Linked DNA regions of Homo sapiens: region 1 is linked to region 2. Evidence: chromatin contacts called from ENCODE Hi-C or POLR2A ChIA-PET data. All regions are on one chromosome and are shown on one strand. Each heading gives the region's core, a stretch centred on a gene start or an enhancer-like site at or near the end of the contact. The rest is flanking DNA. Distances are from core to core; before and after follow the strand shown. Region 1 overlaps STX6 (syntaxin 6). Region 2 has its middle 28 kb from the start of ACBD6.

Evidence for each region. Hi-C counts contacts between places; a loop is a spot of excess contacts on that map. ChIA-PET counts read pairs that join two places held with the same protein, here RNA polymerase II (POLR2A). Pooled maps may share reads with other maps.
Region 1: a loop to region 2 is called in a pooled map, with 2.7 times the contacts of the local background. The contact joins two enhancer-like sites. A Hi-C loop is called at or near these places in 1 of 168 maps with a recorded cell type or tissue (CD8-positive, alpha-beta T cell), 1 of 37 single-sample maps with no recorded cell type and 7 of 50 pooled maps. POLR2A ChIA-PET finds 5 or more read pairs at or near these places in 3 of 52 experiments (CD4-positive, alpha-beta T cell, K562 and SK-N-SH).

What each region holds. Positions count from the first base shown.
Region 1 is chr1:180,980,400-180,983,099 of GRCh38, reverse strand. All of the region lies in intron 7 of STX6 (syntaxin 6), which reads left to right. Among named protein-coding and RNA genes, the nearest start is that of KIAA1614-AS1, 27 kb to the right of the region's middle. RefSeq lists a silencer at 1,333-1,412. Within about 2 kb of position 1,324, at least 2 of the 41 ENCODE cell types and tissues checked have a DNase peak (open chromatin) inside an H3K27ac peak, as active enhancers do.
Region 2 is chr1:180,529,350-180,532,049 of GRCh38, reverse strand. No RefSeq gene overlaps it. Among named protein-coding and RNA genes, the nearest start is that of ACBD6, 28 kb to the right of the region's middle. Within about 2 kb of position 1,374, at least 6 of the 41 ENCODE cell types and tissues checked have a DNase peak (open chromatin) inside an H3K27ac peak, as active enhancers do.

The DNA.
Region 1 (2,700 bases), core at 75-2,574, 450 kb before region 2:
TAAAGTAGAAGTGCTTAACTGCGTTTACCATTTATTTATTGGTACTTAGTAAATGTTTTTAAGAAATTGTAAGGCAACAAAAATTGTAATGGCCCCAAGGCGCAATGGACCTATTACATCCAAAACAAAGAGAAGCTCCTATCTAGAGTCATTTTCTTCTTTCTCTTTAGGGACAAGTATCTTTGTTTCTAGCGGGCTCTTCATTGCCTGAAACTGTGCATATATGGGAAGCAGGCACCAGCTTAGTTCATCTGTCACACATTTAGAGAAAGGTTTGCAAAGTCTTTTCTGATTCCCTCTGTTCTCTCTTCTGCCTTCTCCCCTCTACTTAAAAACAAAACAATAAACAAAAAAAAGGTGTTTTAATGAAGAATTGTATAACCAGTTTAAACTCCAGGCCTCTCACTCATGTATGTAGTAGTTGCAAAGTCAAGTAGCTACTTCAGCACCAGTTCTGTTTGGGGAAGAGCAAGTGAACAAAGATGCACTGTCTTTGTTTCCCAGCATTCTGGGTATGAATAATTTAGAAAAGTACTTGCATTGTGAGAAGCGACCCAGTGTGTATAAATAGCACTGAAGTTTGCTTATGCTTTATTCTACTTTTTCCCAAAAGAAAAATTGGGGAAGCAATGTAATAACTTTGGTTATATTTGTATAGGAAAAAGAGCCAGGAAACAGAGCATTTATCCTGAACGGTGCTTCACTTTTGACAGGTTGCTTGTGTTTTCATTTTAATCTTTGCTTGCTACCCAAAGAAATACTCCCTAAGGACCTCTTCCTGCTTGGTGCTTTCTGCTTCAATTTGACAAACAAGCAATTTGTATTCGTCTCTGCTCTCCTCCATAATTTTTGCAGAAGTTCACTGCTTTAGTAATCAAACCTGTACATAAAGGAAGCCTATGGAGGCACAGCGAAGTGTGATTAAGTAGTTACAGGCACACAGGCGGACCATCTCCGCTCCCCGTGGCTGTCTGCTTCATGGGGAGAAACCAACCAAGACTCCACATTTACTTTTTTGAATGACCCAAGAGAGACACTAATTGTATTCTCCTACCCACAGAAGTATTTTATTTTAAGTAGATACTGAGATTTTTTTCCCTCTTACTTTCCAACATTCCATTAATCTTTTCTCTTTAGGGGAGAAAAATATTTTGAGAGAGAGAAAAAACTACCATTGGAGTTCTTTTGTTCCGCTCTGACTTTTTGAGGCAGGTCCTGAGCTTGCAATGCTGCTTAAAACTTTCCACTTGAGGTCACAAGAGCCCCTGTGGTTAGTACCCGTTCCTTCTATGCATGAAGCCTCTGCGGGAAGTGCTGAGAAGTCTGCTGGGGTAACAGCTCCCTGGGGTTACCTAGTTCATGCTTCGTAGAGGCAGCTTAGCCACTTCAGAGGAAAACGGCTTTAAAAGAACATCCTCGGGTTGTGCTGGCTTGTGTGGTATATGCTTCTCCTTGGTGAAAATTCCTACTTAATACAGTTGTGGAAGAGAAGGTGATTGGAGGGTGGTAGGAGGCATGAGTAGAGGCTGATGGAAAGCCAAAAAATGGAAATCTGGTTCAGTGTTGGAAATCTGGTGCTGAGAATAGCGAGATGCCTGAGGGAAGGGGGTAAACATAGGAGTGTGTGAGGTTGAGGGCGGGGTTGGAGAAGGAATACTTTCTCCGTTTTTGTCCTGAAAGAATCGCAACTAATCATTTTAGCAAAGTGGTTTTAAATTATTGTAAGCATTTTAATCTTTTTAAAAAATTAATAAACTATTTTTAGAACAGTTTTAGGTTCCTAGCAAAATTGAGCAGGAAGTACAGAGAGTTCCCATATAGCCCCCTTCCCCCATGCATAACTTCCCTGACTATTGACATCAAGCATCACGGTGGTACGTTTGTTACAATCAGCCTACGCTAACACATCATTAATCATCCGCAAAGACCGTTGTTTACCTTAGGATTCACTCTTGGTATTGTACATTCTCTGGGTTTGAACAAATGTATAAATGACATGTATCCATCATTGTAGCATCACACAGAGCTGTTTCACTGCCCTAAAAAATCCTGTGTTCCACCTGTTTATCCCTCCCTTCCCCCAACCCCCAAACTACTGATCCTTTGACTGTCTCCATAGTTTTGCTTTTCCAGCTTGCATATGGTTGGAATCATATATCACAGATCCTTTTCAGATTGGCTTCTCTCACTTAGCAGTGTGCATCTAAGTTTCCACTGTGCTTTTTCATGGCTTGATAGCTTATTTCTGTTTTAACACTGAATAATATTCTATTGTCTGGATGTACCACAATTTATCCATTTACCTACTGAAGGACGCCTTGGTTGCTTCCAAGTTTTGGCAATGATGAATAAAGCTGTTATAAACACCCATGTGCAAATTAGCCAGGCGTGGTGGCGTGCGCCTATAACCCCAGCTACTTGGGAGGCTGAGGCAGGAGAATCGCTTGAACCCAGGAGGCAGAGGTTGCAGTGAGCCGAGATCACACCACTGCACTCTAGCCTGGGTGACAGAGGGAGACTCTGTCTCAAAAAAAAAAAAAAAAAAAAAAAAAAAGTGCAGGTTTTTATATGGACATAAGTTTTTAAGTTCATTTGGATAAGTAACAAGGTATGTGGTTGCTGAATGGTTATGGTAAGAGTATGTTTGGGTTTTGTAAGAAACTGCCAACCTGTCTACCAAAGTGGCTGTACCAGTTTGAA
Region 2 (2,700 bases), core at 125-2,624:
TTATAAGCAGCTTTTTTCACTCAACAATATTGTGTGAATACTGTGAAATTTGTTCTTTGAAAAAACATGATGTTTAATTTCTGCATACATTTGACTGATGACTATGGAATCACTTAATGCTGTGTTGTTGAACATTTAGATTGTTTCCAGTTTTTAACCTATTAAACTTATAATGCATATTTCTTCAGTATAATATTTCAGTAGAGAAAGTTATGAACCTTTTATGACTTTTGGTTCATGTTGCCAGATTTCCCACTAGAGCAGTGGTACCAATATACATTCTTCTAGTAGTATTTGAGTATTGAGTATTGACTTTTTAAATGTCGATTTTTCTGAATACTATAAAAATGTTTAGCCTGGGCAACATAGAAAGACCTCGTCTGTACAAAATTTTTTTTTTAAATTAGCTGGGCATGGTGGTGCACCTGTAGTCCCAACTACTCAGGAGGCTGGGGTGGGAGGATTGCTTGAGCCCAAGAGGTCGAGGCTTCAGTGAGCCATGATCGCACCACTACACTTCAGCCTGAGTGATAAAGACGCTGTCTTTTTTTTTTTTTTTTTTAAAAAAAAAAAGGCCGGGCCTGTAATCCCAGCATTTAGGGAGGCTGAGGCGGGCAGCTGGCTTGAGCCCAGGAGTTCGAGACCAGCCTGGGCAGCATGGCAAAACCCTGTCTCTACAAAAAATACAAAAATTAGCCAGGCATGGTGGTGTTTGGGCCTGTAGTCCCAGCTACTCAGGAGGCTGAGGTGGGAGGATCCATTGAGCGCAGGAGGTCGAGGCTGTGATGAGCAGTAATCATTCCATTACACTCCAGCCTAGACAAAAAAGTGAGACCTTGTTTTTATTAAAAAAAAAAAAAAAAAAAAAGGAATTGGCTGGGCTTGGTGGCTCACGCCTGTAATCCCAGCACTTTGGGAAGCTGAGGAGGGTTGATTGCCTCAGGTCAGGAGTTTGTGACCAGCCTGGCCAACATGGTGAAACCCTTTCTCTACTAAAAACACAAAAATTAGCCAGGTGTGGTGACACAAGCCTGTAATCCCAGCTACTCGGGAGGCTGAGGCAGGGGAATTGCTTGAACCAGGAAGGTGGAGGTTGCAGTGAGCCAAGATCGTGCCACTGCACTCCAGCCTGGGCAACAGAGCGAGACTCCATCTCAAAAACACACACACACACACACACACAGAAAGAATCAAGACTTTAGGCTTCTGGTTGATATGAGATTCCAGCAGCTAAACGTGGGCAATGAGTAGAGAAAGTGGTGCTTTGATTAAACTCTGCCCTCCTGCTATTGCTACATGGCATTTCCTTACAGTACAGAGTCAAAAGGGAATTTCCGGGATTGCTTTGTCTCTTGGCTTGTTAGGAGTGCAGCAAATGCGGTCCCACAACTATGTGAAGAGGAGGCTTGCTGGTAGGGAGTGGTCAGGACTGGCGGTCAGGAAACCTGAGTTTCCTGCAAATGGACAAAGGCATTTGTTAAGTAATATTGAATAGTAGCTAAGAAATAATATTCCATTTAGTAAGATTGAGGTCACAGTTGCCAACGTATTAAGATCAACTATTGTTAATGATTTTGCCTTAATGAAAATGAGTTAGAAATCCAGCTCTTTGAGGATAAGCTCTAAGTAGGGACTGAGCGATTGGGATTTAGGGTGCTTCATGCTTTAGGCAGCAAAGCCAGTTATTGGGAGATTGTCATATCGACTTTGCCTTGAAGGGTTCTCTCTTTGCCTGAATATCAGATCATGGCCTTCTTAGAAAAGTGCTCCGTGACATTTTATTGATTAGCCTTCAAAAAAGAGCATAGCAGTAGGGAGAGGTCGGGCCAGTCTCCCTCAGTCCTCTGGGCCGGCCGAAGCCCAGACACCTTCACAGGATGATGGAGACTTGGCAAAATGCTGTATTCACCTGGGAGGGTCCTTGTGTACCCGACTACAATTCTGAAGATACTCAGTATGGTTGCCTGAGACTTCTCCTGGTCAGCTCTTCCCAATATTCTTTTCTCCTCCCTCCCTGACACCCTCCCCTTAACACCTCCCCACTCTGCCACCCCCATATCACTTGCTGGAACACCTATTTCCTCATCTTATTTGAAAAAATGTATTATATTGTCAAATAAATCAAACTGTTCAGGAGGTGTAGCAGAAAAAGCCCTTTGTCCCCATACAGAAGGCACTTATAAAAATCTCACCCATTATCTTCCAGGTAATTTTTCCTTTAAATACTTTTCTTTCATGGAGAACATTCCAAGTGACAGTAAAAACAGAAATAGTTCATTTGGAAGACACAATATAACAGTATTTTCTTAGGGTATTAAATAATGATCCTCTAATTGCTGAACTTAAATCACACAAAAATGCTAGACATAAAAGTCACCTTTTAAAAGGAAGCTTTGCACATACCTCATTTTCCCCCAAATAGCCACCTCTATGATTCCTTTGTGTTGTAGAAAAACCTGTCATTTACAAAGTGCTTTTGTATACATTTTCTCACTTGGTCATTATGTGTTAAGGCAGGCTAGAGCACAAATCTTAGCTCACTGTAGCTTCAAATTTGTGGGCTCAAGTGATCCTCCCACCTCAGCCTCCCGAGTAGCTGAGACTACAGGTACACACCACCACGTCCAGTTAATTTTTTATTTTTTAAAATTTTTTGTAGAGATGAGGTCTCTCTGTGTTGCCCAGGCTGGTCTCAAACGA